Regions from separate parts of the Mus musculus genome. Here regions 1 and 3 are each linked to region 2. Evidence: chromatin loops called from intact Hi-C (ENCODE). Cell type or tissue: left cerebral cortex. All regions are shown on one strand. Each heading gives the region's core, and the rest is flanking DNA. Links, peaks and the distances in the headings are about the cores only.

The links. Hi-C counts contacts between places; a loop is a spot of excess contacts. Peaks named below come from ENCODE experiments on the same cell type or tissue, not always from the same donor. Only the 100,000 strongest peaks of a DNase experiment are listed, where the experiment ranks them.
Region 1: it touches region 2 in a loop (2.2-fold over the local background); 3 of 42 quality-filtered maps call a loop at or near these places.
Region 3: a loop joins it to region 2, with 1.9 times the contacts of the local background. A loop is called at or near these places in 2 of 42 quality-filtered maps.

Annotation. Positions count from the first base shown.
Region 1 is chr7:96,206,136-96,216,040 of GRCm38, forward strand. The region is part of intron 1 of Tenm4 (teneurin transmembrane protein 4); the gene reads left to right. Among named protein-coding and RNA genes, the nearest start is that of Mir708, 38 kb to the right of the region's middle. In left cerebral cortex, for the core only: CTCF peaks have their summits at 3,694 (motif pointing left), 4,739 and 6,593; DNase peaks (open chromatin) are centred at 3,241, 3,841, 4,241, 4,469 and 7 more places; H3K4me3 peaks cover 4,351 bases; H3K27ac peaks cover 4,044 bases.
Region 2 is chr7:96,566,721-96,576,625 of GRCm38, forward strand. All of the region lies in intron 6 of Tenm4 (teneurin transmembrane protein 4), which reads left to right. Among named protein-coding and RNA genes, the nearest start is that of Gm15412, 230 kb to the left of the region's middle. In left cerebral cortex, for the core only: no CTCF peak of the experiment used is centred there; DNase peaks (open chromatin) are centred at 5,316 and 6,470.
Region 3 is chr7:96,773,658-96,783,562 of GRCm38, forward strand. It overlaps Tenm4 (teneurin transmembrane protein 4), which reads left to right. Exons shown (of 33, transcript NM_001310762.1): 15 at 318-512; 16 at 4,162-4,362. Among named protein-coding and RNA genes, the nearest start is that of Gm15413, 23 kb to the right of the region's middle. In left cerebral cortex, for the core only: a CTCF peak has its summit at 5,217 (motif pointing right); no DNase peak of the experiment used is centred there.

The DNA.
Region 1 (9,905 bases), core at 2,697-7,696, 360 kb before region 2:
ACGGACTGAAAACTAGACCAAAATATTATTTGAGAGTATACACATAATACTCTAACGAAGGCTGTTCCAATATTACTTTTCTTTTTTTTTTCTTTTTTAAATATTTTTATTAGGTATTTTCCTCATTTACATTTCCAATCCTATCCCAAAAGTCCCCCATACCCTCCCCCTCCACTCCCCTACCCACCCACTCCCACTTTTTGACCCTGGCATTCCCCTGTACTGGGGCATATAAAGTTTGCATGACCAATGGGCCTCTCTTTCCAGTGATGGCGGACTAGGCCATCTTTTGATACATATGCAGCTAGAGACAAGAGCTCCTGGGTACTGGTTAATTCATATTGTTGTTCCACCTATAGGGTTGCAGTTCCCTTTAGCTCCTTGGGTACTTTCTCTAGCTCCTCCATTGGGGGCCCTGTGATCCATCCAATAGCTGACTGTGAGCATCCACTTCTGTGTTTGCTAGGCCCCGGCATAGTCTCCCAATATTACTTCTCATACTTGATCTTTTATGCTGGTTTTTGATCTTTTTATCTCTGTCTTCATTATTATAAATGATGTAAATCTTTTGTATATTATACCGTGTCCCAACCTTTGGTGTAATACACATACACTAAGAAGGTCTTCTCTTCTCTTCTCTTCTCTTCTCTTCTCTTCTCTTCTCTTCTCTTCTCTTCTCTTCTCTTCCCTTCCCTTCCCTTCCCTTCCCTTCCCTTCCCTTCCCTTCCCTTCCCTTCCCTTCCCTTCCCTTCCCCCCCTATGTCTCTCTCTCTCTAATGTCATTTGTTTTCTGTGGCCTTAGAGAGCCACACAGGAGCATGAACAAATGCACTTAGCACACAGTTGGACTATCATCTGATGACAATGGACCTCATTTCCCCTCTACTTCCTTCTGAACCCGTTCCACACTGCAAGGAATTCTTCCATCATCCACCAGGATAACCAAACTGAAGAAAGATTGTTACCTTTAACTTCTAGCCCAGTCCCCTCTGGGTGGCCACCCAAAATGTCCACCTCACCATACAAACCTACTTGCTCTCAAACCTCTTCTCTTCTTCATGACAAATGCCTTAGTTTACATGAATCGCCTACTTGTTTCTGTCTTTTGTCTTCTCAAACTACCCCATTCCTTCTTTTTCCCTCCCTCCTGCTTCCAAATCATCTTGTTTCAACTGTACTCAAGATCACATCCCTCTCCAGCTATGAACCATCAATAGCTTTCCCCCATGCTTTCTTCAGAACCCTTTCTCTTTCAACCATGCCTACTGCTCTAACCTTGATCCAGTCGTGGCCTACAGCTTCCCTTGTGCTTGTGCAGGCGCCTGATGCATTTACCTGTCCTGTTCTCTTCCAGGCTGAGAACACAGCCCCTCCCACTTCACAGTCCAGCCTGCCCTGAGAAGCACCTCCTGCAGGAAGCTTTCCCTTGCCCCCTAAGCCAGGGTGGACAGATCAGGCTCACACTGCTGCTTCCAGGCATCACACCTTCTACACTGTGTCTCTTTCTAAAGGCAAGGATTGGCCCTACTGTTTCTTTCTTTTTTGAACTTCTAAACATTTCAGTGGCATGTTTATTTAAATAAGGGGGAGGAGTCTCCTCTCTAACCACCCAAACTAGAAATTAACATGGACGTATCATTATATAATTTAAATTTTCTTTAACCTATGCCAATCCCTCCACTAATGCTCTAGTCAGGCTCACATGTCACATTTATTGTCATAACAACTAAGCTGTTTCTTTATCTGAGACTACTCTGGAGCCCTCTGTCAGGACTTTGCTGTTCTTGAATAGTGCACAGCACTTACATGGAATGACCCTCAGTTTGGAGTTGTCTGACACATCTCAATGGTTAGATTCAGGTTCCTTATTTGCTGTAGAGATACCACAGAGATGGCATTATGTCCTGTGCACCACACCAGGGGGCACATGGTACCTGTCACTATCCCTGTGGTGTGGACTCTGATGTTTTGATGAAGGAGGAGTATGACAAAATTTTCTGGTCTAAAGCTATCATTGTCTCCTTTGAAGTGATCTGCATCCTGTTTGGAAATACTTTGAGACTGTTTGAATAGCACATTTCTCATCAACATCCACTGCTTTCAAATGCAAGTCCGTTTCCTTACCACCTCAAGAATGTGCAGAAGCTGAAGGCGATTTCCAAAGTTTTCACTCTCAAGCACCCCCTTCTTACCCCCACCTCAGACCTGTTGTTTTTTAAAGTCTGTAAGTGCCACTGACGGAACTCTCTCTCTCTCTCTCTCTCTCTGTGTGTGTGTGTGTGTGTGCGTGTGTGTTCTTTTTTTTCTCATTATGTTTTTATGAGATATGTCTAGGACACTGAAATCCAGAAGGCAGGAATGATTGGCTTCATACCCAAGCAGCCAGAGCCCCATTACACACCTGCCAAAGACTAAATGGTCAACAGATACTCGTTGAAGGACAGAATGTGACTGCCCTTCATGATGGTAGCCAGCATTTGATGTCTGCAGTGAGGACACATAGTTGATAAATGCCACCCAAAGGCTTGACATTTTAGTAAGTCTCAAAGGCTTTGTCGCTGGTCAGTGTTCACTCATCGTGAGGATTTTAAAAATAGATTGGGCTGATTATAAGGCAGTCTGCCCACATCGTCCCCATTTTTGCCTTTTTGCATGCAGAAGCAAGGATGTACTGAGACACCTACTACCCCAAGTTTATATATAAACTTTGTGATCTGCACAGAGTCTCCAGAGGCACAGTACCCTCTTGTTGTTGTTGTTTGTAACAGCCAATCTTTCCTTCCACGTGGCCTGGGAATCAGTACTGATCACCTATCCATCCTGAAACACTTCTTATAAAGGTAGTGGAAGATGGGAGATGGAAACTACCTCTGAGTACTTTCTATGCACCTCAGTGCTTTCTGTCCATTGTTCACTCTAAGGAGGTGGCTAGAACCTGTTTTGTAGGTGGAAAATGAAGCTAGGGGAAGGGAGCATGAAGCAGGCTTTAGGAGGGAATTTCTTTAGTTTCTCCAAAAAGCCTCCGAGTTCAAGCGGTGTCGCCATCACAGACAAATGTTCTTCCTTTGGTAATGTGCTGGCAATTAAGATCCAGACTCATGAAGGACAGAAATTCCTTGGACTATATTCACTGTCATCCCTCCTCTCCCCCAATGATTGCCATCACGACTCCGTAGCGGTTACCATGGTTTTGGGGAAGCTGTCCCAGGAAAGAAGGCCTTTCTTTAAGGCATCTTGCATTCCCAAGGAAGGAACTGTTAATTACTTCTGGCGAAAGCAACCCAGGAAAAGTGTTGGAGGTGTGGAAAAGTATTTCAAGGGGTTAGGCAAGAAGCAGGGCCAAGGACTCCAAGAGAGGTGTGATGAGAGAGAAGAGCCCGGGCTACACAATATACTAATACACAACTCGGAGGTGGGCAAGAAAACAAAAAACAAGAGGGGAGGAAGTGGAGAAAAGTAGGGGCAGGGAAGGAGAAAGTTTTCGAAAGACTGCGAGGAAAGCGAGAAAGGAGGGTCAAAGAGGAATCCGAGAAAAATACTGAAGCACTTGAGAGAATTCCAGAAAGAAAATGAGATGAGGAAATGGAGAAAGCAGCTCAGAGAAAGGGAGGACGGAGATAAGGGAAGGCATGGCACACAACAGAGATGGGTGAGCGGAAAGGAGGCCGAGTGGGCACGGGGGAAGGGGGCGCATCACCTGTGTGGCGCCCCCCGGTGCCGTGGTGAAGCCCTGTTCCAAGCGCCGCTCGGCCGGCCTCGTAGGATTGGCTCCCGCCTCCCATTCATGTAACCTGCGTGTGTGTGCGTGTGTGCGCGAGTGTGTCTCGCTCGCTCACTCGCTCGCCCTGTGTGTAAGAGAGCGAGGGAGGGGGACGAAGGCAGGCAGGCGAGCAGGCAGGGAGGGGAAGAAGAGGAGGGAAGCTATTAAACACACACACTCACACACACCCGCGCGCGCACCCCCGCCCCAGCCCCCCCCCCCCCGAAGCCTCGGGATTGCAGCTGTTACATGTGGGGCAGCAGTGCTGGCAGGAACGCCGGCCGGGAGCGGCCGGGAGCCGGAGCCCGGCGTGCGCGCGCGGCTGGAGGCTCGCTGGGGCTCCGCTCCCCGCGGGAGCTATTGTTGGTCTCACCGGAGCTGAGCTCAGAACCGGGACCTGCTCCGTCTTGGGTGCCTCAATACAACTCGCGGAGCGGCGGAGCCAGCGGCGCGGTGCCTCGCCTCCCCGCCGTCCTCGTCCACGCTTCCCCGGCGGTGGCAGCCTGCAGCCACGGTAAGGCGGCGTGATCAGCTCTACGGAAAAAGCGCCTTGGGGACCACGGCGGAGGCTCGCCAGTTCTGTCGCCCCTCTCTGCATTCGCAGGTCCGGGCAGCTCAAGCAGCTTGCTGGGGGCTCCGGGAGATGCTAGCCTGCTTCCCTGCTCCGCACTGGGGAGGGAGGGAGGAAGAGAAGGAGAGCGGGGCGTCCAGGTTGCCGACAAGGCAAGGAGCCTGGAGCCCAGAGCCTCCGCCACCGCAGCCCCGGGAGTCCGCCGCGTACTGGAGCCTGGGAACCAGTGTTGGGGGAGAGCGGAGAGGTGGGAGCCGGCCCCAGACTCTGGACCGCGGGTGGGATGGAGGTTAGCTCGATCCAGGTTCGTGTGCTACGCCGGGATCCCCTTCCCTGCCACGGCCCAGTCTCCTGCAGCCCCTCTGCAGACTCGCCCGCCCCAGACTCACGGCGGGCGCTGGAGGAGCCCACGAGGCGGCGCCGGGCTCCCGCTCTGCAACCTGCCCTGCGGGGCGAGAGCTGGCTGCAGCGGCCCCGGTGCGCGCTGCGGTTAGAGCCGGTAACCCGGGGACGCGACCCCCAAGCCGCACGCCCTCTGCCACCCGCTTGGCTCCTGCCCATCTTCGCCGGTCGCGTCGTTTCTCGTTCGGTTTGTCTCGGAACGAGTTGAGGACTGCAGGCGCCGGGTGGACTCTCTAGGGGTGCAGGGCTGTGAGTGTGTGACTACTTGCACCTCCAGCTTCGGGAAATATGCTGTGTATTGAAATGTGATCTCTGAGCTCCTTAGTCATTTTCCTAGTGATTTAAAAATGCAGTCTTTGCATCGGAGAAGCGGAAGAAGGTGGTGTCGCGGAGTGTGTGTGTGTGTCCACACCTAACCCAGGAATATCCCAATAACTATTGGGGGAGGGGGGTAAAGGGTGTTATGAATGGTCAATGCCTCTTGGCGGGTCCGTAGGTGGGTTTCTCTGGCCACTGCCCTCTTCTTCTATGCCCTACCCGCCCCCTCCCCATCCCCCGCCTAAACCAGGTTGGAAAGTACTGGAAATTCAATTGCGTGGTCTCTAACTTTGGAATTTGGTATCCCTTTCAGCAGGAGACGTTAAGACGATTTCTGCACTTGGGTCTGTGTGGACGAGAGTTTTGCTCAGGTTAGATGTAGAATCCGCCTCAGACCTGCACCAGTCCCCTACCCAGTCGCCACCTCTCCTCCACCCCCCACGCACATACAACACAACCCTGGAGAGAAGGTTTGTACACATGCAGTTAACCGTAAGCCACCAACGCAGCTATAAGGACGCAGAGTCAGCCCGGGTTTTGCGGGCATCTGAGCGCACTATTGGCGTTTGATTAGCCCTGGAGATCACCCTGCTGCTTTGTAGAGGCGCTGGTGGGGCATGCTCGTGATCCCCAGCGCCGGGGCTAGAGGGTGTCCCTGTGCTGAGCTGTACGGCCGTGCTCGGAGGATGTTCGCTGAACAGTATCATGGGCAATTATATAAGCTGCCTCAGTGATCTCCCAGATCTGTATTGCAAGCACCCGGCTCTTGAAAGACAACCCTGAAAGTTTTACTGCTTGGGGACTGTAAGTACCTGGGAGACCCACTTGGGGAATGGGGAGCTGGGTACCTTGTGCCGAGGTGCCCACTTCTGAGATGTGGGCTTTGGGTGCTAAAGCTCTGTCCCCAAGGAACCGGTTACCGAAGCAGGGACTGAGTGGGTGGAGATCCAAGATTAACCTGTGAAGAAGAACGGGTCAGGACTCAGATTTCTTTGAGTCCGTGGAGCCCTGAGATTCAGGTGTTGGAGGTGTTGTGTGGGGGGGTGTTGGATGGCCTTCCAGGGAACGTAGTTTTCGGAAAATCGGTGTTCTAGGCAGCCCCAAGACTCTTTTCTTGGCCCCTCCCTGGCTTTAAATCCAGCGTCCTTCACCTGTTTAGAAACCTGCCTCCAGTCCCTTTTAGAAATGCCCAGAGACGCCAGGCATCCAGGCCCAGGTTTGGGGTGTTTGTGGTGGGTTAGGAAGTAGAGTACTGGCCTCTATGGGGTGCGGGGGTGGACAGAAAAAATTATTATACCTAATGCGGATGCTATGGGAATGGGTGCCTGATATGGCTTCTGTTCCCTCGCCTCCCTCCAGGACTGAAAACAGTTTGGTTTCAACTGCGCTCCTTTCCACCCCCCTCCCTCCTATCTCGCTGCCTCCCTTCGCTGCCGCAGCCTGTCGCACGTTGATGGGCTTTGATAGAGAACCACAGTAGTGGAGTGTTTTTAAATCTTGTTTTTCGCCTGTAGAGGGAAAAGCTATCCCAGCCCTAGCAGAAAGAACCCTGAGGAACGCTGAAGTCTGGGGCTTGGTGGCCCTGAACTCCCTCCCCCAAGTCAGATGATAGCGTGCATGGGTGGGGAGGGTTTTGTTTTTGCCACATTCCGGTGTCCTGAAACTCCGCATCCCCTCCCCCCTGAAATCCCGGGTCTGTCTGAGTGTGTTCGGCGCTGTAAAATAAATCCTCCCCCGCGCAGACCTGTGGGGCTGTTCGGATTTCCTGCCTCTGCCATGATCCTTAACAATGCGATTGCAAAGCCAGTGCAGGGCTGGGGAAAAATCCCCAGGTGCCGACCAGCCGCGTCTTGACCTTGCTGAAGGCGCCTTTGCCTGGGTTGCCGTAGCGGCTCTGGCCCAGCCGCTGGGGCTAGGGAAGGAGTGCACCCCGGAGGCGACCGGGTTCGCTACCAGGGCACGGCGGGAATCGGTTCTCAGCCGGTTGGCTTGGGGGAGGGGATGGGCTTGGCGGCAACCTGTTTCCCAGCTCTTGGGGCCCAACACTTAGCTTCCCAGCCCTGCTGCTGGCTCCACGTGACTAACTCTCCTCTCCATCAACCTCTAGAAGCCTCCGGGATGGGGTTTCCAGGATTGGCTGCGGCCCCCTTTTCGCCAACCTGGGACTGGGCGCCCTCGGCCTTGGGGCTTTTTTTTTTTTTTTTTTATTTTGGTGGCCCGAACAGAGCTCCGCTCTAGAGGGGTGACGGAGTGGGCGGGGCCTAATCATCGAAACCCGAGCTGTGGCGGCCCAGTTCCGACCAGGAGCGCTTCACAGTTGGGGTGCACTTACCCCTCCCTTTCAATGCCTGGCCACTTTCTTTAAGACCCTGGGTGAGCTCCTGGAGGCCTGTAGCTATACTTCCCGGCTTTTCTAAATGTTAAAGTTGAGAAGAGACTGTTTTCACAGGTGGTAGTAGCGGGAGCAAGCGCTTTCTCTCTCTCTCTCTCTCTCTCTCTCTCTCTCTCTCTCTCTCTCTCTCTCTCTCTCTCGTGTGTGTGCGTGTGTGTGTGTGTGCGTGAGAGAGAGAGAGAGAGAAAGAGAGAGAGAGAGAGAGAGAGAGAGAGAGAGAGAGAGAGAGAGAGAGAGAGCGAGCAGTGGGGTGGGGGTGGGCGGTTCCGACCAGGCCAGACTCTAGCATGAAAGCCGGATTTCGCTCTTTCTAGGAGCTGTAGGACTACTGTAAAGAACCTGTTTTCTTTGGTGGGGGTGACAAGGAAACCCTTTCTCCTAGTGGGACTGGGTCTGTGCCGCTTGTCCGCTCTTGTGACTGTTTAGAGTGGGGATGCAACTGTATCTGATTCGGTAGCAGCGAAAAGCTGCTGGAATGGGTATTAGAGTGAGTGGGATTAGAGGCAGGACAGTTTGTGAGATTACTGTTCTGGGGTGGAGAAGGTGTCAGGGATGGTGAGATTCCATTCTCTAGAGATTCCTCATGTTCTTGGGTTGCCAGTCCTGCTTTTTTAATCAAGTCTTCTCCGGGTGGAAGTAGGCTTTGGGCATTAAGCCATGAAAGTACCCTGTGGAGGAAAGAGTCAGTCTTTGCTAAGGGTTGGGGGTTCACAATCAGTGCTTAGTTTAAGGAGGAACCCTGAGAGTACAGCAAATGGAATGACCTGGAATTGTAGGCAGTGAGCAGAGGTTTTAACAGAAGGGTAGGTATTGGGTTAGAGGACTCTTTCCATTAGAGTTTAATTCTTTTTAGTATAATCCCTTCAGCCTTTCGTGGGAGCTTTTTAATGGAGGTGGGACTTACAGATTTGGGGGATTGAGACTGTGAGGTCTTAGGCAGGTTTTGTGGGGAGGGCCACTTCTCTTCTGCAAAATATGATACTGCCATCTATTCTACCGTTCTGTAAGAAAGCACCGGCACCCATTAAACTTCGAGCAAGTGTCACCGGTGATCATTCTTACCGGCTTCTTTCAACTTTCTCCAATGATGTACATTTGTTGGGTGAGGTTAGGCATGGAAATAAATCAACAGCGCCCAAAGAACCAGCAACATTGCATCCAAAGTCTATTTAAAACCAGCTTCAAGTGCTTGACACAAAAATATCTTCTCTTTTCTTAGAAAAGTCATTTCCAGTTTTGTTAGAATTTGTGCTTCACTGGGTCCCTTTCTCCTGACAGAATTCCATCCTTGTGCAGACTGGTGTATTATATAATCTGGTATTTTCAGATCAGAAGTTACAACTCTGAGAAAAGAGGTGATCAGGAATTTAAGCAAAAGATTGCTGGGCAACACAAATGAGGGACTTGATGTAAGATGCTCATTCACATTCTAACTGGGATGGAGGTTGGGGGAGAAGGAGATTGGGCAAGCAGTCATGCAAATGCTCAGCCAAGTCCTCTGCTGCCTGCTGCTCCTATTCTGACAGCTGCTCCACCCAGGCCCAGCCTTCAGATGCTCCCATCCCAGAATATTCTCCCACACCCATCCATCTATCTAAACAGTGACAAACAAAGACACAATGGGGTTTAAAATCAACCCCTTGTGGGTTTGATTCGAAAAGCCTCGCTGGGTAAATCAAAGTCAATTTTAGGTCCAAGGGGCCAATTTTTACCTGACTCCTTAAATAGTTTATCACACAAGTTTATTGTAATCTAATCGAGAGCCAAATCACTCCATCCACTTTGCTCTGAGAGACAACTGTAGGAGCCACTTTGAAAGTAGCATGCCCTAGATCCCAGGCAGCTAAGCAACACAGATTCCCAAACCTAACAACTTTCTACAGGAAAGTATTTAATAAAACTTGTAAATACAAATGTGCATATGTGTATATGCATGTTTGCACACATACATATATGGTGTGTACTGTATGGGTTTATGGGTTTATTACTTTATGGTCCTTTTCTTTGTTTGCTCAGATTACCCAGGTAAAATGTTATCACTGAAGAAATTCAGACAATAGAGACAAAGTCAAAATAAGCTCAATTGCTGTTGGGGTTGCATCTTGAGACTCTATGAGTACAGAAAAAGTGAGGTCATATAGTATTTTGAATGCTTGTTTATATTTAGTGATAAAGCATATAGATCTACCCTGTACCCTGTTGTAACTCCCCTCCCTCACAGCAACAGTTCCAGTGGCCAGATGTTTTAATATAGAGCCCAGATGTTTTAATATAGCGCGCTTTCATTAAGCCAGTCCACACTTCTTGATTTCTTGTTTACGTTTAGTATTTTATTGTAGCATAACCACAGCAGTCAACTTTGTACATTTCACAGAATTTTAGCGTTTCCTCAAGACGGATTCCTAGAAAGTAGGGTTGTAGAGTCAAAGGCATGTGCTGTACTGAAGCTCTGTCACGCTTGA
Region 2 (9,905 bases), core at 2,280-7,279:
CAGAACCACAGGGACTCGTGGTCCCTCATTGGTCTTTTCCACACCAACTACCTTCCCACATTTGTGTGTCAGGGCGGTTTCCAAGCATGACCTGTTCTTTATGTGTAGGCCACATAAGGGAAGGGATTCCAGCCTCTCTCTGACAACTGATTTCTTTCCTATGTTAACTTTGCTATAGCTTTTTCTAGTCCCTCCTCCTCCTGTCACACAGAAACTGCCTTCTTCCTGGCTGTACCCTCCACCTTCGCACTTACAACGTCAGCACTACTGTTAGTAAAGCTAAAGGATGGGTTGTATTTGCAAAAAATATTTATGCCACATTTCCCTCAGGTAGAAATGAAAAGGTCTTAGAAATCGGCCCCAGTAGCCTGGCCATTATTATTCACTTTTAGAACAAGCAGAACAACCCACAATAAATAACTCTTCAATACCTGCAATCCCATAAATGGCTCTACCGTCATCCAGCTCTGAACTCTGACAGTGAAGTTAGAACTTAAAGCAGGTGTTGGGACACACCCACAGTTCAGTGACACCCTGGTGGGGCCAGCATACAGCAGGATTCACTGCCCAAATGTATGATCCAAGAGACGGCAAAGCTTCTATGCCGAAGGCATACGGGGCAGAGTGAGGAAGAAGCCAGCTCCAAGCGTCCCTTTGCTGAGTGACAAGTGCTCGTGAGTTATAATGACATCCACATGGTGCCATCTTCCAGGGAAATGCAGGAGAGACCTAGAGCCCGAGGTTTGGATCAGGGGATTGATCATCTAGGTAACACCTGAAATTCCAGACTCAGAAACAATACAGGTGTTTAACATGAGCACATTAAGCAGCCCTGGCATCAAGACACTCTTATGATTCAGGGAGGGGCTGTTTATCAGCAGGTTCCCAGACTAGTCAGGATCATCCTTGCAAGCAGAAGAAGTCTCTAAGATGCAACGTCAGGTCTGCTGTGGGTTAGCTCTTTTGCATGCTGCCCTTAGATTAGCCTCCTGCTTGATCAAAGAATGATCCAAGCAGACCACCTGGTACATACTTCTCAGGACAGCATTGACGTTTTTTTAACACTCTCTGTCCTTACACACACTCTTAACCAGTGGCTGTACGTTTTAGCTGGGAGAACTTGCCTGGCGAGGAACACTGGATGCTAGTACAGGGAAGAAGGGAAGAAGAAATGAAATGATGTCTCTTCAAAGAAAGCAACTTGTGTTTAAACGAATCTCGCAGTAGGAGCATGTTTCTAGGTGTGTGGTAGTGGGTGGGTTAAGCTGGGCAGAACAGTGCAGAAATCTTTCTTTGTTTTGACTATGCAGTGGACTAGCTTGCTGCAGGAAGTCAGGGGTGGTCTCAACCTAGGGGTTCATAGTACAGAGGAGACAGTGGACAGCCCCTACATAGCCACCTTGCAGAAGGACACCTCAGTGCTGGGATGAGCACTGAGTGGCCAGCAGCCAGCCAATCAGGGAAGAACTGCCACAGAACCATGGGAAGAAGCAGCTGTCCCTAATACTAGGCAGCGTGGGCGCTGTTTGACGCTTTGTGGTTTGGATGATGCTTTTGGGCTTTGCCTGAATTCAGAAATGACCCCAGGGTGTCCTTGTCTTTGGCTTCATCTACTGTAAGTCACAGAATTGTCTGGAGCTGGAGTATAAAAGGGTGTTGGTTGCTTATATCCAACAGGAAAATGCCACAGTCTGTGTAAGCTGAGGGTGTCAGGCCAGTTCCTGGTCACCACACAATTCTTTTTTTTCCCCCTCTTTTATCTCTATAATTTACTTTTCTCAATGAAATGGCAGGGTACCCAGCAAGAGTCATTTAAGGGAAGGAGAATGTCTTCTAGCTCAGAGTTCAAGCGTGCAGTCCTTCGAGGTGGGAAGGCATCTGAGACAGCGGGTCACTTTGCATCCACAGTCAGGAAGCAGACAGGGACAAAGGCTGGCCATCCTCTTATTTCCTCTGCTTTATTTGGTCTTGTCCTCTAGCTCATTGAATAGGTACTTGGACTTATGGTGGCTCTTCCTACCTCAGTTAGTGACAGTCGAGAAACTCTTACACAGACGGCCAGACAGTCTTGATCCTCCCAGGCTGATGATGAGTATTAACCATTATAGTATGCCAAACCAAAAATAAAGAATAGAACATTGATAACAGGTAGGAGAACCTGCATTGAAAGCCTTCAGTGAACTGTATGTATCCTTCACAAATTCCAATGTTCAGGGGACATAATAATAAAAAATGGCTTATTTAATAATAGTATAATTATACTACTGAATTAAGTGCTATTAAAATTTATTTAATAATATATATTCTGCAGTAATTATTACAGGCCAAGTATAAATATACTCTTTAAAAACCCTTATTTTACCTTCTTGTCTCTATAAAACTGCTATGTTCTTTTGGAGCAGATAAGAAAATAGGAACTGAGACATGTTAGGCACCAATCATGCGATCACTAATTTAATAAGTGGCAGGGACCAAGTTCAAGCATAGATATCTGCATGACTCCACATTCTCGTCACTGCCTGGAGCACTGTTGACTTGCAGATGTCATGGATATTGAAAGACATGGCTGGCCAAGCTGTTTTCATGAGCCTAGAGTAAAACCTTTGTGACAAATTTGATGCATGTTCACAGACAGGGAATATACAGGAGCCCCAAAAGGCAGAGGGGAAGTTCCTCGGAGCAGCTATCATAGCTGAACCAAGTGAGCTGGTTGCTGCTGGGTATCCTCAGAAAGCAAGGTAAGGATTTGTCTATTGTTTGTTCCTATGTAGCTGGCTAATTAGTCTAAAAAGTGCCGCCCATTATTGATCAGTTTTGTATTCCACCACAATGATGTCTTAATGAAGCCCACAGTCTACAGCTCAAAAATGGGGTGAAAACTTTAAAGCGGATGTGATAGTTAACCTTGCTGTCCCCTTCGGGGGTACAGGACAGTCTCATGAGGGTATTCTTCAATGAGCCTTTTAACTATGCCTCATGGTTAAATGCATCCTTTTTTCTTTACATTTAACCTTTTTCACAGGTCTGTGTATGTCTTGGCAAAACTGTAGCATATGCATCTTCATGGGTTCAGAGCCTGGACATGAGAGTCCATGAATACACATGGGTTTGAAGGTATTCATCATATATCCTGCCCATCATGCCCATTATTTGAGAATGCTAGCTAGAGATCCAGGAGAATGCAAGATATAGAACTCTTACACAGAATACAAGACTGAGTACCTCAGAACAACCCAATCCCCAAATCTCTCACCTTGCCACTTCTTTGCCACTCTGGATGAAAGAAGCCTGAGATGTAGGGTGGGCTCTTTCTGAAGTCTGCAGGATCCTTCCTCATTTCCCCCTGGCTTCTGATGAGTTGCTGGCCATTCTTACCATCCCTTGGCTCGCATCATGGCAGCCTCTGCCTTCTGTGACACGGCCGTCTCTCTATCAATGTATGCATTTATTTCTTGACAGTAAGGGCAGATTGGATAAAGGGGCCTCTAGCTCCAGTGCGACCTCATTTTACAATTCTAGCCATAGCAATCTTATTTTCAAATATGGCATGTGCTGAGGTCTTGGGCATAAGACATTAATGTGTCTTCTGAGGGAAAAACAGCCAGCCCCATTAGAAATGCCTGTTAGGCACCAGGCACTCTGGTAGGCACCATGATTTCCCAGGCAGAAGTAGGATTCTTGAATTCATGGGCCTCATGAACAGCAGGCAAGAAAGAACACTTGAGTCTGAATGGTGGACCGGTTGCCACTTCCTACAATGGACTCCAGGGACCCTGAAGCTTTTCCCTACTCAAGCCAAGTCAGACCTCCCAATCTATACCCCTTCTTGGTGACTCAGCCCTTCACGGGGGACAGGATGACCCCAGAACACATTCCTGCCTGGGACTACAGAAGTGACCCGGCAGCAGAGCCTGAGCAACATTGTGTGTGGCTGAGTACTGACCTGACAATGTGTCTGTGCTGAAACCACTGGATGCAAGCACCTGCAAGTGTCAAGGGAAGGTGCCCTTGACAGTATGTGAGTTACACCAATATACGTGTTCAGTGTGGAAACAAATTATGCCAGTGCTTGGGAAGTGTGGTAACAAGTGTGTATGGATTTGAGCATAGATGAGGGTGTGTGTGATGGAAGGTGAGGGTGGAAGAGAGAGAGAGAGAAAGAGAAAGAGAGAGAGAGAGTGAGGATTTTCTGTTAAATACCTGTTGTATTCTAGAATCAGCCAACAAGCAAAGATGAAGTCTTTTCTCCCATTATGGAAGGAATTAATAATTCCATTATGAAGACTTCCTAACTTTAAAAAAAAAAAAAAGCCATCTAGCTAGTGTTTGTTAATTAGGAACAGGTCCCTGGGAAGCTGCTGTACAGCAACACCAATAAATCACTCATTAACTGTCCATGGCTGCCTGCCTCCAAGTCAGCTGTATTGCAACTCCAGAGGGAGCTAGGCCAGGAAGATTTCCACTTCAGACCTGTCAGCTGGGGAGAGTTGTGTGTCCCCACCCAGTCCTCCTGTGGGCACTCCTAAGTCACACCAGGCCAGATAGGGCTGAGTCAGCACTCCTAGATTCCTAGACTTATGTCTGTCTCTGCATCCAGTCCTTCCAGTCCCCACTTGTAACATCACTGGCATTCCTGTTCTCTGGTCTGCCTTGACTGGTTCCATCTTCATCATGTTCTCTCCGAGCCCTGGTCATACGCTTCTCTAGTGTCTTACGGCTCCTGTGCCTGTACTTCTACTGACACCTCCCACCACAGACATGGTCCTATGGGTACTCCTCTTTAGCCAGTGCCAGCCAATGCTCATAAAGTAACAGCTACTAGCAATGCTTTAAATTCTTATCTTTATCTAAAACCACCATAACCTGGGGAGGATAAGTGGAGTAACTCTTAGTGAGAACAGAAACTTCTCTTGGGAGTGATGAGAATGTTCTAGAACCAGGTAGTTGCAAAAGTTGCATGACCTCCATCCAATGCTACTGATGTTTATGGGGACAAAAAAGGACAAAAAAAAAAAAAACAAAAAAAAAAAAAAACAAAAACATCCAAACAAATGAAAACAGAAGGAAAATCCTAGGACATCTTATCTTCTTTAAATATACTTACAGTTTGGTGTCTTGCAGGGCTTTGCAAAAGTATGCTTTACTGAGCAAAACCCTCAGCCATCACACATTCATCCATTAGATCGGTTCTTGGAATATGGAAGTGTTTGGGGTAGGAGGATTCAGGCTAACAAGCTGCAGAATACAATCTGTGCGGTCCTCCAAAAACTAAAACACTCCTTTCTATACTTACCTCTACTTTATATACAGAGAAACCTCCGAATCATGAAGCCATGGACCTTGCCAAAGTCACAGCATCCTAAGGAGCTCTGCTAGGATATGGATCTCAGCGTTTTGCTGTTGTGTGTGTTCAATGCCTTTAGCTTCCTCCTTGTTTCTGGCCCAGCACCAGCTAACTCCACCATAGTATGACTAAAGAGTAGGAAACACAGTCTTGATGAAGGTACCAAGGACTGTGGCTCCTCCTCCTCTGACCTGGAACTCTCCTGGCCAGCCTGCTTGCCTTTGGACGAGGGCCTTCCATTGAAGCACTTTCCAAATCAGGCTCTGTCTAACATCTTAGCGAGACATTTGTATGAGCACTCTGCCCTTCTGCCTAACAGGGACCTCAAAACCTGTGACGCTGGAATGAAATGCATTAGTATGTTTGTTTTTGAAAATACGTGGAATCTGTCTCAAATTTAGAACCTGCTTTTGTGCTCAACTAAAATGTGTTGAATGTTTTCGGGATAGTAACTCCAAAAATTATATAGTGATACTTGGTCCGATGAAACTATTATTTAATCTGGTATAGATAGGGGAAGGAACTGTCAGAACTGAAAGCCTTTGGCCTCGGGAGCTGAGGACTCTTCACCTTGGAGCCAAATCCAGATATAACCCTGGAAGCGTGCAGGGTTATAGTTTGGTAGAAAAGGGATAAAATGGGCCACCAGTTCCCCTCCCCAGGGCACTGAAGCAGACAGCAGCAGCTGCATGTAGTTTTGATTGTCATAAGTACAGAACTGTTTCAGAGACAAGAACCAAAAAGTTCAGTCCTACCCTGAGTCCAAACAGAGACCAGCGGAGCACTGTGGGGGAGAGGGGATATTGGGGTGCTAGCATGGGCTATTTTCTTTTGACTCTAGGTTTCAAGTTCCAGTTTCGAGACCTATTTGCCTATTCATTCCCGTATCCTTGGTACTGTCCAATGTGCCGTCAGTACCTATACCTGCAGGTCCGATTTTGGCAATTATCGATAGAAACAGTATTTCTGTATTTGCAAGCCTGCATTTGTGATGGAACAATTAGAGGCCAATCCTGGTGTTTCCGTGATTTAACTGGCTTTGCTTCTTCTGTTAGTCAGACTTTGCTCCGCATCGTCTCTCAAGGATCCAGAGTAATAGAGATTGCATTTTCTGCAGCAAATGGCTTTCTGGCTGCTTTTCACAGCCCATGGCTCTGCTTAGTCATATGGCTCTGCCTAACTACAAGGGAGCAGAGAAATGTGTAACTACATAGATGGGGGAAGGAGAGAATATGGATGCAGGTTGTGATATAGTTTTTGGCTGTGTGCAAGCACTAGACCAGTGATTCTCAACCTTCCTAACGCTGAAGCCCTTTAATGCAGTTCGTGTCATGGTGATCTCCAACCATAAATTTATTTTCAATGCTATTTCATAACTGTAATTTGGCTATTGTTATGAATCATAACCTGAATATCTATGTTTTCCAGTGGTGGTCTTAGGTGACCCCTGTGAAAGAGTTTCTGACCCACAGGTTGAGAACCACTGCTACCTTGCCCCATCTGGCCTATTATAACAAAATGACTTAGGCTGTAAACTATAAACAACAGAAAGTTATTGCTGGAAGTTCTGAAGTCTAGGAAGTGTAATATCAGAGGATCAGTAGATTCCTCGTCTGGTGAGGGGCCTACTTTCTTGGTTCCTTTTCTATGTCCTCACATGGTGGGAAGGGGAACAGTTTCTTCAAGCCTATTTTATAGATGCATTCATTCTAGAAATAAGGGCAGAGTTCCTATGACCTAATCAATTCCTTGGTGCCTTAGCTCTTCAAACTAAGAGAATGCCTGAAATTAGGTTTCAACGTATGAATTTTTCAGGGACATAAACCGTCAGGCCAGTTGGCAAGGCAACTGTGGTGATGCAGTGAGGGATGCTAGGGCATGACTGTAGAGAGAGATAATAAGCTGAGAGCTAGACATTGTTGTGTCTGAAGGACCCAAGGAACCTCTAAAGCCAAAGTGTTTGGGAAGCACTTGAATATTAGGGCCAGAGGCTTAGGAGAGTTTTCCCACTTTCCCTAGTGGCTCAGAAATTAAAGGTGTGGGGGTGACCTCTGGGGAGAATAGTGCTTGCCTCCGGGGATCTCAAATTACACATCGATCCCAATACCAGAATTGCTTTTTTAAATTGTGTGACAATCTGGGTGCCTTTGAAATGGAGTCACTTCCTGCTTGACACTTTCCTAAGGCCCAGTCTCCCCAGCTGGGAGAAGTCACAGCTCCCTGGGCTTCTGCCACCCCACCCATCCCCCAGCCCCCACCCCATCCCACCCTCCCGTGGGTGTTGGGATCCTACACTGTCATTGTTCAGAGGCAGAGTCCCGGGGGTGGCATTTGTTCACCAGTCCTGGTGCCCAGGTGCTCAGGTAGAGTTGCTTGAACAAATGAATGAGTTAATGACAAGCTATTCAAAACTACTGGATCCCTTGTGAGACCCAAAATAGTCCTTCCACACTGGAGAGGCTTTTTAATAAGTTATAACACAGCAAATTAAAATAAACATTTGTCTAAACTTCCACCAACCAAGTCTCCTGAGGGTTGAACACCTTTTCATCTACAAAGTGCTTTCAAAACAAGAGCTGATTCTCCCCCTCAAGGCCCCTGGATATTGTAAACAGTAAACACATTCAGAAATAGATTAGCATTCAGTAGCTACGTTGCTGCAGGCTAGTTTTACAGAACACCTTCTCGGGAAAGAAAAGTGAATTGTCTTTGGGATTTTTTTTTTTTTTGGTGGGGGGTGGGCAGCTTCCACATGAGGCAGGGGTTGTGTCAAAGGCTTACAGCATCGTGGTGTTATGCTCTCGAGGCACATGTAGGGCAGGCATTCTGCTTCCTGCTTTAGAGATTTCAAGCACTCTAAGGTTCCAAGTCATAACTTGTCCAAGGGCACGTAATGGATAGATGAAAACCAAGAACTTCTCTTAAGTTCTGCTAATGCCTCAACCACCGGCCTTCACCTCAAAGGTTTATTTCCCAACATTTGGTCTACAGATTGCCCAGACTAACAGCGTACAGGGGGTGAAGCATGGCCCCAGCCAAGATTTATTAGATGAGACTCTGGAGGGAGAAGCTCGGGAATGGCATCTTTAGCAAAGCTCCCAGAGTCGTCTTTGATCACCTAGACCTTATGCCCATAGCGTGTCTCACAAGCTGAGAGAGATGTCTGTCTAAAGGGATGAGAGGGGAAAATCAAAAGGGAATCACTGGGTCCAAACACCTCATGCCTCGTGTTGAGTTTGGCAGCTCAGCTCTGTGCACAAACCATGTGGCAACGGCTTCCTCCCCCTGCCTCTGCAGGCTGCGCCGGCCAAGATGGAAAGCTTCCTCTGTGCCCTGCTTTTCATGGCAAGCCTGGGTGGATGTTTTCTCTCCACTCCATATGGATTTTGCAATTAACTCACTAGAAAAGTAAATCACAGGGTGCCTGGAATAATGAGTGCAGTGAGCAGCAGACTGCAGCCAAGTAGACTGGGCCCGGATCCAGCATGACTAAGGTTGCTGGGCGGGCACAGGAAAAAGGCAGGAGGCTGGAGGCTAAAGGAAGGCAAGGGCTGAGGGAGGAGGAGAGCAGCCACTGGGGAAGATGGAGGACCTTTGTGAACGTGAGGTTTAGGTTCCGTGTTCCTGTCCAACTCGTAGGTTTCGGGTTACTCTGACTGGCCGTACTAATGATATCATTTTGCAGAAAAAGAAGCTGAGACCCAGAGAGACACCATTGCTCCCCAACTTTGAACTTTCCTAGGAAGCCTCCAAACCTATCTCCTGGCCTACAGGGATCTTTTCTCTCATGTAGTAACTAAGTAGGAAGAACCCCTTCCTCATTAGCCTGGGGACAACTGGGAGCCTGAGAGAGAGCTGATCTGGGGGGGGGGGGGTGTGCAGCTCCTCATCTGTGAAGTGGGATGGCGATTACTCCTAACTGACAGCTATCCAATCTGGTATCTTACAGAAGAGCATGTTAAACCCTGCGTGGCACACAATAGGACCTTTGAAATGCCACTCACCTTTAATGAGTGGTGGTTCCTTCACAGACAAAAATACCATTGAATGACACAAGGAACAGAGACATGAACAAGCTATCATAGGAAGTGGGGTTTCTAGAAGCCTTGTGGATCGAGAAGGAGATAAGTCATGGAAATCAAGAGCAGTGGCCAATGCCTCTGGTCATCCTAGAGACTGCTGCTGGTGCTGAGTCTACTGACTGGGAATCAAAAGGCCTAGGACACTGCCTTTCTTATCATCCTACTTCTCAATGGGCCGGTTTAATCTTTCAAGATGGTGGGTTGAGCCCATCTTTGCCTGGAAAGCTTACTGCACGGGCAGAACCATGAGATGCAACTTGACTCCACAGGCTCTAAGAGACACTCTTGGGTCAAGCTACTAGCCACTGCAGGGGAGCCATGGGCACACATGCACTTACCATGGGTTCTTTTTTCTTTATTTATGTTTATTTTCAGCAAGACTGAAGCCTGGGCCGGGGCCTTGTCTGTATAGTGCATATGGGCCACCACTGAGCTATATCTCTAACCCTCCTTTGCTTTTTATTTTTCGACCCCTAGTT
Region 3 (9,905 bases), core at 2,409-7,408, 210 kb after region 2:
CTGATAATAAGAAACAGATGGCAGTTTCCTTTCTGAAGCTCCTGGCAGCCAGGGCGCTCCATCTGAATCAGAGGAGGCCAGAGAAGCCAGCAGCACCCCGTGCCAGCCCCCAGCCGCATGCCACACACCTTCTCTTCCAACCCCAGAGGTGCTTAAGCTGCAATGAACCATCGCAGGGGAAGTGGGTGATGGGTACACAGGGGAGTTCACTACCAATCAACCGGTGTGATCAGCCGAGCGGAGGGGAGAAGAGAAGAGACACCCATGACAGGGTGCTGGGAAGCGACTCACCCAGGCTTTTGGTACTGTCTCTTCAGCATCCTGTCCCGTGCTGTGCAGTGGGAACGGCCAGTACATGAAGGGCAGGTGCCTGTGCCACAGTGGCTGGAAGGGTGCCGAATGTGACGTGCCTACCAACCAGTGTATTGACGTGGCCTGCAGCAGTCATGGCACCTGCATCATGGGCACCTGCATCTGCAACCCCGGCTACAAGGGCGAGAGCTGCGAGGAAGGTGAGATTCAGCCAGCCTGCCTCTAAGGTAGAGGCCAACCTGCTCTGTGGAATGGCTTTCAAAGACTCCTGCTTTGAAATCTGACAGAGCTCTGAGTCCTAGCTCCATCTCCTCCATAAAGCCAGGCTACCTTCCCCAGGGGGCCACTGTGAGGGCTGAACGAAATAGCCCATATCAAGCACTTAGTTCGGTGGCTGACACCTAGTAAATGCTCCATAACTGTGGCTCTTATATCAGTAGCGTTATTCGGGGACAGCCAGGCTTCGGCCTCCTTCACCCAGGGTTTGGAAATGGATGGGCTTTACCGTTTGCAGCCGATGGGCAATGGATACACTTGCTACCACCTCCTATTTCCTACCAGCCAGCACCGAGGCTCCTTCCCCAGTGGGGCAGAGAGGTTCCGAGGAAGGCTAGTCTTCTAAACCCACTTAGTATGTGACAGAGAGCCTGCATTTACAGCACCATTTTCTCTTAAAAGAGAGAATGTTAACAGACCTAAAGTAAGAAGCCAGGCGGGATCAATGTCTGAAAGGCATTTCCTGTCTCTGTTACTTATAGCCCTTCAGTGAGCCACTGAGTACTGGTGCAGACCTTAGCTTTGGAGGTGCCGGTAGCTGTTGAAGGAAGATGGCAGCCTGCAGGACATGAGGATCTTCCTTAATTCCCTTTCCTTAAATCACGTGAGGTGAAGACCCTGCGCAGAAGGGTCTAGTAGGAGAGATTCCTATTAGAACAGTGGGATGTTTCACCTGAGCATGTCCATGTGGCATTCTCCAGACAGAAGGACACTGGACAGTGGCCCACGGCTGTGGGATATTTTTTTTCAAAGAGAAAGAAGTAACGTTTAGAGCTCTGATTTACGTTATCCATTTGAAATGAAGTGTTCCTCCTCCTGTTCTCCTTTCTGAAGAGGGCCATCTGGGACTGATCTCTTTTATTATTTCTCGTTCTCTGCTAAAACGTGTTTGTACAGTCTCATGTTTATAATAATGTTTTGGGGGCCTCCTTCCTCCCTCCTCCTCCCCCTCCTCCCTGGGCTCCACGGCTAACGGGTTTCCCGTTTATAAAACATCAGCTAACAAGCTTACTTTTTTTCTCTCTCTCTTCCTTCTGAAGTTTATAGCTCCATATTTTTTTTAAAGCCTGAGAGAAGGCAAAGGCAGGAGGCTTGAAGGGGGACCAGGGGAGGGGCAGGAGAGTGCAGACTCAGATCTTTTGGAGTGAAAAGTGAGACTACGCTGCCTTCCCAGTCCTGAAGGGCATCTAGTGGCTTGTGTGGTCACTGAAGCATGGAGCATTTGGGGGTTGGGGTAGTAGGGAGCCTGTGTTTGCAGCCTGGCCGTGTGGGCACCGTCCTCCATTAATGAGCTAAGCTTCTGCAAGGAATTTTGGCTCTGTGAAAGAGAAAAGGGGGACTGTCTGGTATGCCTTCTAGAAAGAATCTAAACCAAGTTAGCCCACCTCCCAAGCACCTACTCCCTCGCAGGCCTGCTGGTACCTCCTGCATTACACATAGCTCCCAGGAGATAACCCATGTTCATGAGGCTGTCTCGGTGTGAGGGAAGAAGAGAGTTTTATCCTTGGAACTATCCTGTCACCCACAGGCCCAGGAGGAGGCAGACCCAGGCCACTCAAAGCCTCCTTGGCAGAAGGCTACTGTAGCACAGGTAACAGCCCTCAGTTGAGGATCAGAGCTCAGGGCCAATGGCATTCATCAAGTCTAGCCCGGGTGCCAGGAGCTCCTTGTCCCTGTCACACGGAACTCTGTGAGCTTCCCTATGCTTCTCAGGTCACCTGGAAGCATGGAGACCAGATTCTTAAAGAGAAGGCCTCTCATTAGCTCATCTTAGTCTTTATTCTCCTGAGACTATGGGGTTCCCTTTGCTGGTTCCCCGGTCCCTCTGTGTATGAAAGGACAGGTCTGCAATGACAAGTACACTTCACCAAAACTGATACCCTCCCAGGCTGCACTCAAGCATTGGATGTGTACAGGATCCACCCTGAGGGCACCCTGGGCTCCTCGGAAGCAGGGTCAGCCCAAAGCTGGGGCCAGGCATTCACAGGATGGGAAATGCTTTCCTAGGTCTCTTCGTAGGATTTGCCAAGTTGTTTGCTGTCAAGTTGGAAAGCTCTCTGAACCAAGGGAATTGCCACAGTAGTCTAATGGGCTGGAATAATCCTTCTGCGGTTCCGGGATCTGAGGCCCGTCATGAGAATTTATCACTGCTGTTGTCTTTATTATTTTTAATTACCTGAATTTCAGCAGGTCATGCTTTAGCCGTTGTTAAATGGTGTCTGGAGACCATAAGAGAAGAGTCATTTGCCTTCGTTGGGCCTTATTAATCCCCCACACTGTCCTGTTTCCTTCCCTGTTTTGATTTGGCTTCTATTTTTAAACCACTTCATGTGTTTATGTGAGCATATATGCGCAAATGTATTTTTGAACCAGTCAGATTATAAGAGAAAATAGCAAGCAATCTAGACAGGAGAGAGAGGATGAAATGTAAATTCCTTCTGTGCTGCCTTGGAAAAATTATTTAATGAAAATAATAGATTAAATAGAGCTACATAAAAGGCTTAATAGCCAAGAGTAGCACAGACAAGCTTCTAAATGAGTGACAACTTTTGCTACTGTCATTACTGTGATTTTAGAAGCTAGTTACTCTTGGTCCCTTGGCCTTCTCACTTACCACTGAGATTGCCAAGTAAAATTCCTTTTAAAAATGAGGTGGCAAAAGAGCTGGCTCCACAGTCTGGTCCTCAAAACAAATATCCCAGAATGCTCTCTTTCATAAAGTCTCGGCCCCTTTGTGCCTGTGACTCTTTTATACCCAGACCAGGTTTCCAGGTCTGGGTATAAAAGTCAAATATTCTGGATTATAAATGAAATTAGTTAATACATTTGAATGTTTGAATTATAGACAAACACATAGTTTGCATAAGCCTCACTACTCAAAGTCCTGAGAGGATGTAAAAATAACCCTCTTTGATGCTATAGTTCATATAGTCTCTTCTGACCCTCACTGTCACTGCTGGCTCCTTGTAGCAGTCAGAATGGTAGGGATTCTTGACGGTGTCTGTTTCATAGTTAGAAAGCTCAGAGCTTCTATTTAATGAAGAATTCTATCTTAATACAATAAAGCAGAAAACAGTAGAGGAAGGCACCCAGCATCTTGCCAGCATCTTGCTCTTAGTCGACTTGTATATACATACAACACACACAGAGAGAGATGTGCTCACTCACACACATGTGCACAATTGGGTGCATACACACATACGCATTAGAGGAAAATCCTTTCTGATCGATTTTATCTGTGTGTCCTTCTGAACCCTAGTTCCCCCATCTGAGACTCCTCCTCCCTCGTTGCAGTTTTTGCAAACATGGTAGGCTCTGGGTGCCATGCTGATGCTTGTTGGACATTAATACTCAGTTTACCTCACAAGCCAAAGGGCAGGGACTTGTAGCCACATTTTTCAGGTGACGAAACAGTCTTGGAGAACTGGGAACTCAGGTCCACCATTCACTGAAATCCTACTCTTTACTGAACCTGTTACCTCCCCTAGTGGACAGATTAACAGTGTTGTCCTTCCCAAGAGTCTCACACTGCTGTCCCAATACTCACTGTACCATCTTCCTTCCCTGTCACAGTGGACTGCATGGACCCCACATGTTCCAGCAGGGGTGTCTGTGTCAGAGGCGAGTGCCACTGCTCTGTGGGATGGGGAGGCACCAACTGCGAGACACCCAGGGCCACATGCTTGGACCAGTGCTCAGGCCACGGAACCTTCCTCCCAGACACAGGACTTTGCAACTGTGACCCAAGCTGGACTGGACACGACTGTTCCATTGGTAAATACCGGGGAAAGGGTTGGCGAGGGTGGAGGGTGGGTTCGACTGTTACAATTTAACCTTTCAGCACTGGTGGGGGTGTGGCCCTAACTGCAAACTCCTCCTGCTGTGGACTCATTTCCTCTTCCTTGCCCTTACATTCTAATCTTTGATGCCTTTCCTCTTGGTGAGCAGATAATTTAAAAACTTACACCCTCCCCTTGTTCAGCCTTGGGATTCTAAACTGTGTTGTACTGGGCATTTCTGCATAGCTCTAACCAGAATGATGAGAGAATGAATTCAAGGAGGAAAGATTCGTGTCGGATCACAGTTTTTCAGAAAGTTCTTTCCAGGATTGCTTAGGGCATGCCATCTTTTGTAGAGCAAGAGCCAGGAGGGAGGAGGCGGGGATACTCACAGGGTGTGTCCACAGTGGCAGTGTTGATTACTTGCCTGGTTGTTGTGACAAAATACATAGTCAGGGAGCCTGAAGAAGAAGTGAGGACAGGCTATAAACCCCCAGGCCCACCCACAATGACACACTACTTCCATTAAGGCTCTACCTCTTAGAGGCCCCACAACCTGCTCAAATAGCACAACTAGCTAGGGGCACAGGATGCTAACACCTGTGCCTTTGGCAGACACATTCAAACCATAGCAGTGACCTGCTGCCTCCAGCTGTGTTCCAGCTCTCCAGGCTTCCAGAACATCCCAAAGTATCATCACCAGATAAGGGCAAAGCGTGTAGCATAAGAGCCTGTGAGGAACATTCAATGTGAAATGATAGCAAGTGTCGTTTATCAACACTGACAGTAGCGCCTATGATTCCAGATGTGTTTTACTGAGACTTATCTAGTGCAAGGCCACAAGGGGGCCTGAGAGAGCTACAAGAATAGGGGTCATGGGGAAGCACCTGCCCTGCCAGGCTGTCCTTTTAGCTCTGTCCTTTCCTCAGAATGAAAGATGAGCTCAGTATGGATTTTAAGGTCCTCTGAAATCTGCCCCCCAATTCTTTTCTGGCTTAGTGCTTATACTGGACAGCAATTACCATGGTTATGCTGTAGCAAGTGTGTCTGTTAGTGGATACAATCCCAGGACTCAACATAGGCCTGGCCTACTACACCTGCTTGGTAAAGACAGATGGACAGAAGGATAGATAATGAATGGACAGACAGGCAGATGGATGGATGGATAGATAATGAATGGACAGACAGACGGATGAATGGATAGATGGATGGGCAGGCAGACAGCCACATGATAGGGCATCCGGTTCTACAAAGAATAATACATTACCAACCTTCTCTCTATAAGCACCGCCCTGTTTAGACCCGCAAAAGAGGATTAAATGAGAACACACTTGGACTACCTTGTACAGTATTGTTACCAGTAGGCTTTATACACATCTAACAAGTCATTTACTCAATACAAACCCCTTGAAAGAAACTAATCAGCATCCCCCTTTCCAATTCACACCACACTTTAGCACACCTACTGTGTAATGGGTACGATTTTTAGCTAGATATGACAGAGAGATAGGAAAGTGCCCGCTTGGCAGTGCACGAATTCTGCGAAGTGGAGAAAGGAGACTTACCTCAAATCACTGTCCAACCAACCGCTCCACACTGCAAAGCTCAAACCAGCTCATTATGGTATAGATTAACAGTTCTGATCATGATCAAGAGAGATGGCTTTGACCTTTTTCTAAAATGAGACCCATGCCGCATTCATGCCTTTAGAATACCTTGAATTACCTTTCGTGCTGAATGGAGAATTGCTGTTCAATGCACTGTCTAAATTGGACTTTTATCCCTGTTTGCAAAGCTCACGTAAAGACATGATTGTGAGCACAGATGTGCAGAGTCTCAGGAATAATTCTCTTTATATAGCTCTGTTTATTGCAATATAATAAATGGTCCTCTTAAAGCCACGCTGCCTTGTATTGTTCATTATGTGGCCGAAAAGCTAATTTACGATGGGTCTATAACCCGAGTCTTGCACTGTTAAACCCCAATGAAACTCCACAGCCGGGGGGAGGTAGAGATAGCTTCAGCTGAGCTTTCTGAGTGCTCTTCAGTTGTCTGTGAATACAATGATGACAAACCCGAGAGAAGGGGGTTAGAGAGATGGCTCAGTAGGCAAATGCTGTGCAAGCATGAGGATTTGAAGCCAATCCCCAGCACTCCTGTAAAATGCCAGGTGCTACATTATGAATCTGTAACCCCAGCACTGGGCGGGGGGAGGGGGCGTGGGGGGGGGGGCTGGAGAGGGAGGGCATAGACAGGTGAATCCCAAGGGCACTCTAGCCAGCCAGTGCAGCAGAATCAGTGAGCTCCAGGTCCAGTTAGAAATTGCGTCTCAAAAACTAAATGTTGAAAGCCATCAAGGGAGAAAGACAATATTGATCTCTGACCTCTGTATTCATTCTCATGCTTGTGTGTGTGTACTACCTCCACACCTGTGCATACACACACACACACACACACACACACACACACACACACACACAGGATTCATTTGATCTCATCCTCCTTAGTCATAGGTCCATCCTTGTGGCTATAGCTGATGTCAGACATGTATGTGGACTCATGCAGAAAGACATAGGAGAGTCCTGTGCTGGGGAGAAACCCTGAAGCAGATAGATCTGGGTTCAAATCCTGGCCAAGCTACTTAGTCGTTATAATTTTAGACCAATTGCATCAACCTGTTCTACCAAAATAAATGGAGACAGTGTGATAAGAAGCAGGCTAAACCTTGAACCCAGGGCTGGTGTCTGAGTCTCATGGTCCTGACTCACCAGTGTGTGAAATGAGCAATAGCCACCCTAGGTCTTATTATAGGCATGCAGAGGATTCTGTGCTCACCATCATCTCTAGCTTCCATGACTCTGTGTGTGTGTGTGTGTGTGTGTGTGTGTGTGTGTGTGTGTGTGTGTGTATGTGTGAATATGTGTCTGTGTATCTGAGTGGGTATGTGCCTGTGTATCTGTGAGTATGTGTGTTTGGTTTTGTGTCTGTGTGTGAGAGTGTGTATGTACCTCTCTCTCTCTCTCTCTCTCTGTGTGTGTGTGTGTGTGTGTGTGTGTGTGTGTGTGTGTGTGTGTGTGCATATCTGTGTGAGTGAATGTGAGTACTGTCTCCTTGGCTGTCACTTCAGCTCTGGAAGCCAGTACTTCTGCTACAGGCTACTGTATGGCATCGGCAGGGCACGTAACTTTACTTCAGTTCCCTTATCTAAAAATACAGAGACACTAACATGCATCTGCGTGAGATATGTCACCATTAAATTAAGTCAGTGTGCACACAGATAGCAATACTCATCCCACACTATGCACGTGATATCTCTCCGTAACCTCACTTCCAAGGGTTCTTTCACTGAGAGGAGCCATTCAAAAACTATTTGTGAGGCCAAGCAAGGGAGGCCTCATTTCCTGAACCCACGGTAGCCAAGAAGTTCATGTTCAGGGACCTCTTTAGAGAGCTGTGGCCTCTGTCTGTCACAGAGCCATAATGGAAAACCTTGTTGCCTAGAGCAGCTTCAGCAAGTGGCTTAACCCTTTCAGCCCTTGGTTTTCTCCTACATTCACTTACCCTACAGGCCTGGCACAGTGCTTCCTGTGTCATTTGTGACTCCTGCTTCCTGACACATGAGGTAGGCACAAATACTGCCCAGTCTTCATCAGGAGATTCAGGCCAGTGGGCTTATCCTACACAATCCTTGTACCATTAGAGGTACGGACTGCAGGTTGATGGGTTGACAAAGATGGCCACATCTGCCACCTCCTAGGAGAAGAACCTGTCTCCTCCGTGATGAGTGTCTAGTTCCAAGAACAGGATTTAATGAAGGTAGCTTAAACCAACACATCCTGTAATGAAATGTGAGCTGGGAGGGTCCTCAGCACTCTCATAGGGTATCTTATACAAGTGTTTACTTAGGTCCCTGCTTGTCAGCACCTTGGCTTCTGGCCCCATCTCAGAACCTTCTCCTCCAATCCAGGCTCATCCATGTGGTGCTCCTTCCTGACAAGCCAGACAAGGCAACTGGAGACAGAGTCTCAGAGGCGACAAGGTCCAATCTCTCACCTTCAGCACGTGTGTCTTTAGCTCTGGGCCCAACAGTATGTCACTGGCTAAATCATATTGCTGGTGGTAAGGGGATATGATCTCTACCAGTTTTATAGAACGGCTGGACTTTGGGAAGGAGAAATGTCTTGCCCTGCTTAGAGACAGAGTTTAAATTAAATCTGGGCCCTCTGTACCTAACTCTTCATCTCCTGCCTTAGATACTCTTCCCATCAAAAAGAGGTCTCCTTGCCAGTATCTGCCTCCTTATGACAAGCAGTAGTATAGAAAGTTTATTTATAAGGCCATCTCTTTCTTTGTGCTCATTTCATACCAGCCACTGAGCTTTAAGTTGGCCAGGATTCGTAAGATCCCTGCAAAGGTAATTGTGATATTGAGTGTGATGTTGAGTACAGGTGAATCTAGAATAGTCATGAAAATGAACCTCTGGATATATCTGTGAGGGAGTTTCTAGAGTAGGTCAACTGAGGCAGGAAGACCCGCCCTAAGTGTGAGCCCACCACTCCATAGGCTGGATTTCCTAGACTGTGTTAAAAGGGGAAAGCTGTCTGAGTACCAGCATGCATTATGTCCTGTTTCCTGACTGAAGATGTTGTGTGACCAGCTAGCTACCTCAAGTCATTGTTGCTAAGCTCCCATTAACGTAATAGACTGCACCTTTGGACTGTAAGCCTAAACAAACCCTTCCTGCCCTAAACTACTTTTGGTAGGTTATTTTGTCTTATCAACAATAAATAACAAATATACTAGTGTTACTGTTAATAACACTGCTGGATGAGGAAGCACAAAGCTAGGAAGGATTTTATCAGTACTCACCCTGTTGTTTAGTGAAGGGCACTATCACGGACCCCATTCCTCTTGGTTCCATACCCTCCTGGACAAGGACCTGCATCGGCTTACCCCTCCCAAGCTCTCTCCCAGGGGAGCAGCCTTCACACAAAGCAGGTACACACCTGGCCTGTGCCCGACCTCTTCTCCCTGTATTTTACCTGGTTTTTCTTTTGCTCAAAGTAAAAGGGGGAGGAAATTTAACTTCTTTAATACAGTTCTTAAAATTGTCAAAGCACACTTTTCTTTCAGAGTCTACAGGCTTCTAAAAACAATTCAGGCTCTTTGGCACTGGGTAGGCACCAGCTGCCCCAGGCCAAGTTCTTCTTGGGTCTTGGTTCCCGCTCTCTCCCCAGAGCCTCGCTCCTCTTTCCCCCTGCTCAGCAAACTTTCTCCCATCTTATCGCCTATAAATGGCTTTTATTTCAGCGGAGGCTGTCGCTGCGTTTTATCCCTCTGTGTGGCTGGCTCGCAGAAGCAGTACATGGCAGAGTCTTGCCTGCAGAATGCTCATGCTGGTAGTTTATGATTCTTGTCATTTAATTGCACTTGAGTTTCATGGAATAACAGGTGGAGATGCATTGGAAATTGAGTGGCATGGGTTTGAAGGCAGAATGTGCCATCAGTAAAATCATGTGGGATTGGGAATAGGACCAG